2 separate regions of the Homo sapiens genome follow, and region 1 is linked to region 2. A link is a contact called in ENCODE Hi-C or POLR2A ChIA-PET data. All regions are on one chromosome and are shown on one strand. The core of a region is the stretch at or near the end of the contact, and the rest is flanking DNA. Distances in the headings are between cores, read along the strand shown.

Region 1 (3,001 bases), core at 125-2,624, 2.6 Mb after region 2:
GACCCAAGGAAAATTCATTAACAAACATTGTGCTGCCAGATACATTAATAAATCCCTAAAAGGGCCTGTAATTCAGTTGAAATGAGTGAGAAAAATCTTAAGGATCCTTATAAATTAAATAAAAACTCCTTGCTCTCAAGCAATCATTTGATTCACTCTATATCAACGACTGTGCACTTTAGCATCACCTGAGGATCTTTAAGAAAGTATCTGTGCTAGGCCTCATTTCCAAGGATTTAATTTGTCTGGGGATGGAGCCCCAGGACATTCCTAGTTTTTGAGGGCTTCCAGGTGATTCTAATGCATAGCCACGGTTGGAAGCCCTGCGCCTATCTCACAGGTGTGTGGGTCTCTACTCTCTGTGTCCGCTTAGTTGCCAGGAGGCAGCAAGTTAGCCCACGTGTGCAAGATGCTTCCTTCCATACCAGGTAGGAATATTGCTCTCTTAAACTTGGAGTGTGCCTGGGCAGAAGCTCTGGAGCCCAATACCTGCATTTTACAAGTCAGATTGCTGCTTTTTGCTCAGTGCCTGTGTGCCTGCATACATGGGTCTCCTGATACTCAGGCACGGCAGATGACTTTCACCTTTGTTTTAGTGTTTTGCTCACTGCTGCATCTGCAGAGCCTAGAATGGTGCCTGGTACACAGCAGGCTCTCAATGTCTTATTAATGAGTTGCCTTTTCCAAGGCTGAAGTGATCGTGGGTGAATTCCAGAAGACCCTGCATCATTTTTATTTATTTATTTATTTAAGACGGAGTCTCGCTCTGTAACCCAGGCTGGAGTGCAGTGGAGAGATCTCAGCTCACTGCAAGCTCCGCCTCCCCCGTTCAAGCAATTCTTCTGCCTCAGCCTCCAGAGTAGCTGGGATTACAGGCAACCACCACTACGCCCGGCTAATTTTTTTGTATTTTTAGTAGAGACGGGGTTTCACCATGTTGGCCAGGCTGATCTCGAACTCCTGACCTCAAGTGATCCGCCCGCCTCGGCCTGGGATCACAGGCGTGTGCCACCGCGCCCGGCCTAGAGGCAATTTTCTATTTCTGACTTGTTAGGCTAGTCAGAGCGAGACGTCTTTACAGGTTTGGGCCGGCAGCTGGAAAAGGCACACGGCCCCGGGCTCCTCCTCCACCCAGCCCCACCCCTCCTCCGCTGAAGACCAGCCCTAATAAGGCAGCCACCAGAATTAGAACCAGGTCAAGTGCACTCCGAGCAGGACAGTAGGCAGATCCTATCTGGCGCATGCGAACGCTTCTGTGCCAGTTCCTTGAAGAGCAGGCGCAGACTCAAGGCTGTTGCTTCCGCCCTTACTCCCCGCCGCTCGTCCCTGGGCGGGGCGAAGGCTGGGCTGGGGGAAGAGGCGTGGCGGCGCTGTGCGCGTGCACAAAAGAGAGCTGAGGGGCGGGGGCGCTGCGGCACAGCTGGTTTGAGCAACTGAACTGGAAACAAGATGCAGGTGAGCTAGGACGGGTCTCGGGTCTGGGGGCTGCGGCCCGTTCCTTTGTCTCGTTAGGCCCGGGCGGGCAGTGGACGCCCGCCCTGGGGGAAGCTCCGGCGCCGCAGGCACGAGGGAGGCCCGGCGCGTCCAGGCCCTGCGCAGGCGCAGTGCGGGAGGCGGGCGTGGTCCCACCAGGACCCACGGCCTGGGCGTCCCCGCCTCGGTGTGCCGGGTCCCCCAAACCTCGTCCTCCGGGACTATGTCTTCTCGCGGTCTCTACCCACCCGGGCCTGTGAAGGTCTTGCCGGATCCCGCCTAACAAAAGTTACCTCCTCTCCTGAACTCCCCTAAGGCACACCTGGGCAGAGGTGTTAGGAAGCGGAGGGTCCGGCCTGGGGTCTTCCGCACGTAAAGCAGCGCCACAGCCGGTGTTCCTGGCTCCACTGAGAGCCAGGTGAGGGCTTAGTTACACCCTCTTCCCCCGAGCCCTGGGATCCGCTTGGGGCGTGTTCCCTATCTGACCGCTCGGGTTCCAGAGCTCCCCGCGAGGGTCCCTCTGTTTCGTCCTTTTTTTTTTTTTTATTAAAATAGGTAAAATAAATTATTTTTCTGTAGCTGCAATTTACTAGCGGAATTTGGTTAAAGCCTAAGGAGAATGAATGAAAACACCATGGAAATGGGCACTATTGTGGGTGAAAACCTATGCCAACTAAATTTTGTCACTGTCCAAAGATCCCGCAGTGGTCAGAAATTCTAATCTCTGCTTAGTGGCAGATGGAGAGGAGAGGGTGCGGGTTTTGCTGGGGAGGGAGGCATTAGGGGCTGGAGGGGAGGGCGTGTCTGCCAGGAGCCAGACACTGTTTTTTTTTTTTTTGAGACCGGGTCTTGCTCTGTTGCCCAGGCTGGAGTGCAGTGGCTCTGTCACAGCTCACTGCAACCTCGACCTCCCGGGGCTAAGCCATCCTCCCTTGTCAGCCTCCGGAGTAGCTGGGACCACAGGCGTGCACCCACCACTCTGGGCTAATTTTTTGTGCAGATGGGGTCTCCCTATGTTGCCCAGCCTCAGCCTCCCAAAGTGTTGGGATTACAGGATGAGCCACCGCACCTGGCCTAGACACTCTTAAATGGTGAAGTGGTAGCTTGAGGGCTGCCCTGGCCTCCTTTGCATTCCCTGTCCTTCAGGTCCCTTGAGGCCTTCCCTGACCACCCTGTAGAAAGGATTCTGCTCTTTTTGTTTGTTTGTTTGTTTGTTTCTTTTTGAGACAGAGTCTTGCTCTGTCGCCCAGGCTGGAGTGCAGTGGCGCGACCTCGGCTCACTGCAAGCTCCGCCTCTCCAGTTCACGCCATTCTCCTGCCTCAGCCTCCTGAGTAGCTGGGACTACAGGCGCCCGTCACCACTCCCGGGTAATTTTTTGTATTTTTAGTAGAGACAAGGTTTCACCATGTTAGCCAGAATTGTCTCGATCTCCTGACCTGGTGATCTGCCCGCCTAGGCCTTCCAAAGTGCTGGGATTATCGGCATGAGCCACCGCGCCCGGCCTCATTTTTCTTTTGATGTATCTCA
Region 2 (3,305 bases), core at 433-2,932:
TTCTGGAAATAATTTTGCTTCCATCAATTAATCCTTTCTATAGACGACAATTCTTTGAATAATTTCCACCAATGTTAACTCAGACTAAGGTTGCTTAGAGAGTTAGATAAGGGAATGTAATGTGGACAAAAATAAAAGAAACAGTATACTGAAGCACATTTGCACTTTAATACTAATTTGGTTTGTATTTGCTTTCACCTTCAGCAACAATAAAAAGCAAGTGACTTTAGTCATAAAGTAGAATGTTAACTCTAAAATTACCGTGGCAAGAAATTGTTTTCTTGTACAGGCAGTTTCATGTGCAATGCTAAACTAACAAGTTTTGCGTGGTTTGTTTTTTTTTTAAACTATTCACTTAGTCAATTCTTCATGAAGGCTCTGTGACCATTCACATGTCCCTTGGCTCAAAAAGAGGTAGTGTAGATGAAATTACACTGATTTGGTCTTCAAGATTACAAAATAATTTTTGACCCTGTCCAAGTACCCGTTTTGCAGCAGTACAATACTAATGAGATTTTTAAAATAGGGGCCAGCCCTTAACTGTAAATTATAGATAAATGCTTGCAAGCTGGCAACTTCACGTTTATTTTTAAAGGCTTTCACATCAAAGATAAAGGCACCGAATCACGTATTTTAAAATAAGAAATGTAAACAGGCTTTCAACAGCTTACTAAAGAGTTAAATGGAATTGTATTTAGGTCTAATAATAAAGTTATCAATAACGCAGAGACACTAAAGGAGGAAGCTACAGGACCAAGATTTCCCCTCGAAGAAATGTCTGAACAAATTCAAAGTGAAATTTTTTAAGCTGTGTCTCGCTATTTTTACCACATTTTAAAGTAAGCTCTGTCTGCATGCAACCAACCGCAACCAAGAAAACAGAAGTGTCCTAAAATGTACCTATTCGCCGCAATAAAGCCAAAAAATATGCCCCTCCTACCTAGCGGGCCAAGTGGCAAGAACGTACGAGAAGTCAGGAAGTTTTGAAATGGCAGTGACAGGAGACGGGGGAAGGCACGGGAAGGAATCACGGAGAGCGAAGGCCACTCCGTGCGGCGGGCGCCGCGAGGTCCCGGCTCGGGACGGTACCCGACCGCCCAACTTTGCGCCGGAGCCCCGGCCGCGGCCCTTCCTCCCGGCCCAGCCCTCCCGGCCTCCGCGAGAGCGGGGTGACAGCCCCGCCGCAGGGACGCCGCCGGGGGACACCCACCTTCCTTCTCGGCCCGCGCCGCAGCCACTACGAGGGTCATCACCAGGTGCAGCGCGCCTAGGAGGCCGGCGGCCGCGCTCCGCGGGCCCCCGCTACGGGCGGCCGCAGGTTCCAGCCCGGCCCCGGCGGACGTGGAGACGGCGGCGGTGGTGGCTCCGGTTGCTCCTCCTCCCGCCCGCTTCCCCATCCCTGCCGGCCGGGGGCCGCCGCGCTCGAGGTCCGGCGCGGCCCTTCTCGGCGAGGCGGCGGCGGCGCGGAAGCCGTGGTCCGGGCTCTGGCCGCGGCGCCGGGAGCGACAACGGTTGCGAGCCCGGGGCTCGATCTCCGAGCGTGGGCCTGGGTCCGTGCGTGCGTGTGAGCGAGAGTGTCAGTCACGGTCTTTGCCTGGGCATCGCCTACAAGCAGTCGGAGCGGAGAGGCCGCGGGTCAGGCGCGGCGGGCGGCCATACTGGAAACGGGCACGGCCCGCGAGCCCTGAGCGCTGGCCTGCGAGGGGCGGGGCGCGGCTCTGGGCACCGCCCACGCTGTGCCGACACCTGGGCTGTCCGGCGGTCAGTCTGTCCGCCCCGGAGCCCCCTGGGCCCCACCTCCTCGTCCCGCTCTCGGAGGCCTGCGGCTTCACGGCCAGACAGAACCAGGACAGAACAACCCCAGCCCGTTACCGCTACCTGGCGCAGGAGAAGGAGGGAGGCAGGCCCAGGTCCAGCTGCCAGGACTTATGATGGCGGCTTCTGCTTCGCGGAGGCGGTGTCGGCAATCACGTGGAGACGGGGCGGCCTCGCCGCGCAGCCGCCGCGTTGCGTGGGCGGGGCAGGGGCGGAGTTGCGGGGCGCTAACCTCTTCTCCGGCGCCTGGGCAATCCTCCGTGCTCTGTCCTACAGTGGTAGAGCCTTCCAGGGGTGTGAGTGCGCATACAGACCGCGAGACGAGCGCGGAAGGTCCGTTCCAGTGACTCTTCCTGGTGGCACCCCCACCTCTCGACCGCTTTGACGTCGAGAATACCCCGGGCCTGACTCAGTTCTTGATGGTGCTTCCTTGAGGATGGTGGCCCGCTGAACTCATCCTTGGGTCTTCCAAATCATGGTACCCAGGAGGAGCTTGATGGAGTCCTCTTGCCTTGGCTTGTGCCCACATTGGCGCGGAACACCTCGTGTGCAGAAAGCGTCGGTGACTCTGGATGGAGAAGGCAGGGGCAAACAGACTGCTCTTTAGAATATCCAGTAGCCGGCTTCCTCTCTCGAGGAAGAATTCTTTTTTTTCTTTTCTTTATTTTTTAATTATTTATTTATTTTTGAGACAGGGTCTGGTTCTGCCGCCCAGGCTGGAGTGCAGTGGTGCGGTCTGGGACTACAGGCACCCGCCACCACGCCACGCCAATTTTTCTTTTTCTTTTAAGAAACGCTGTCTCACTATGTTGGCCGAGCAGGTCTCGAACTCCTGGGCTCAAGCAGTCCGCCTTCCTCGGCCTTCCAGAGTGCTGGGATCACAGGCGTGAGCCACTGTGCTGGGCCCGGAAAAATTCTTAAGACGTCTGTTACCTTCACGAGCCATCTCGCGCCTCTTAGATGCCCTTTTCATCTTAGGTTGAGCTTCTTGGTGCGCATGGCTGTTGTCTCCAAGACTTAATTTAAGCTCTTGGAGGGGGTCCTTCTTTACTCATCTTAGTAACTTCCTCCCAGCTTGTAGCCCAGAGACATTTTACTTTCCTTAGCTGTATTTGTTGAGTGAGTCGATATATGTGTAAGGCCAAGTCTGCCCACAGTACGTCTCAGAACAAGCTAGATAGGAAAATAAGGTTTCAGAAAGACAAAAGGAACTCCAGAATCTACTCTATGAAGTAGTCCCCTGTGTCAAGCAAGCACTTAAATTTATTCATAAATTAATATATATTTAAATATGACCTTAGCCTAATGATTTTAAAAAGCAATTTTAGGGCAGGGCGCAGTGGCTCACGCCTGTAATCCCAGCACTTTGGTAGGCCAAGGTGGGCGGATCACCTGAGGTCAGGAGTTCGAGACCAGCCTGGCCAACATGGTGAAAACCCGTCTCTACTAAAAAATATAAAAATTAGCCGGGCGTGGTAGTGCATGCCTGT

What was found. Hi-C counts contacts between places; a loop is a spot of excess contacts on that map. ChIA-PET counts read pairs that join two places held with the same protein, here RNA polymerase II (POLR2A). Pooled maps may share reads with other maps.
Region 1: a loop to region 2 is called in a map of CD4-positive, alpha-beta T cell, with 15 times the contacts of the local background. The contact joins the promoter of PDCL3 here to the promoter of TMEM131 in region 2. A Hi-C loop is called at or near these places in 3 of 168 maps with a recorded cell type or tissue (CD4-positive, alpha-beta T cell, CD4-positive, alpha-beta memory T cell and naive thymus-derived CD4-positive, alpha-beta T cell), 1 of 37 single-sample maps with no recorded cell type and 12 of 50 pooled maps. POLR2A ChIA-PET finds 5 or more read pairs at or near these places in 1 of 52 experiments (CD4-positive, alpha-beta T cell).

The regions. Positions count from the first base shown.
Region 1 is chr2:100,561,619-100,564,619 of GRCh38, forward strand. PDCL3 (phosducin like 3) reads left to right here and starts at 1,375. Exons shown (of 6, transcript NM_024065.5): 1 at 1,375-1,455. The coding sequence starts at 1,450. RefSeq lists an enhancer at 120-916 and a silencer at 1,362-1,701.
Region 2 is chr2:97,994,266-97,997,570 of GRCh38, forward strand. It overlaps TMEM131 (transmembrane protein 131), which reads right to left and starts at 1,683. Exons shown (of 41, transcript NM_015348.2): 1 at 1,211-1,683. The coding sequence starts at 1,397. RefSeq lists silencers at 973-1,532, 1,643-1,892 and enhancers at 1,429-1,942, 2,113-2,392.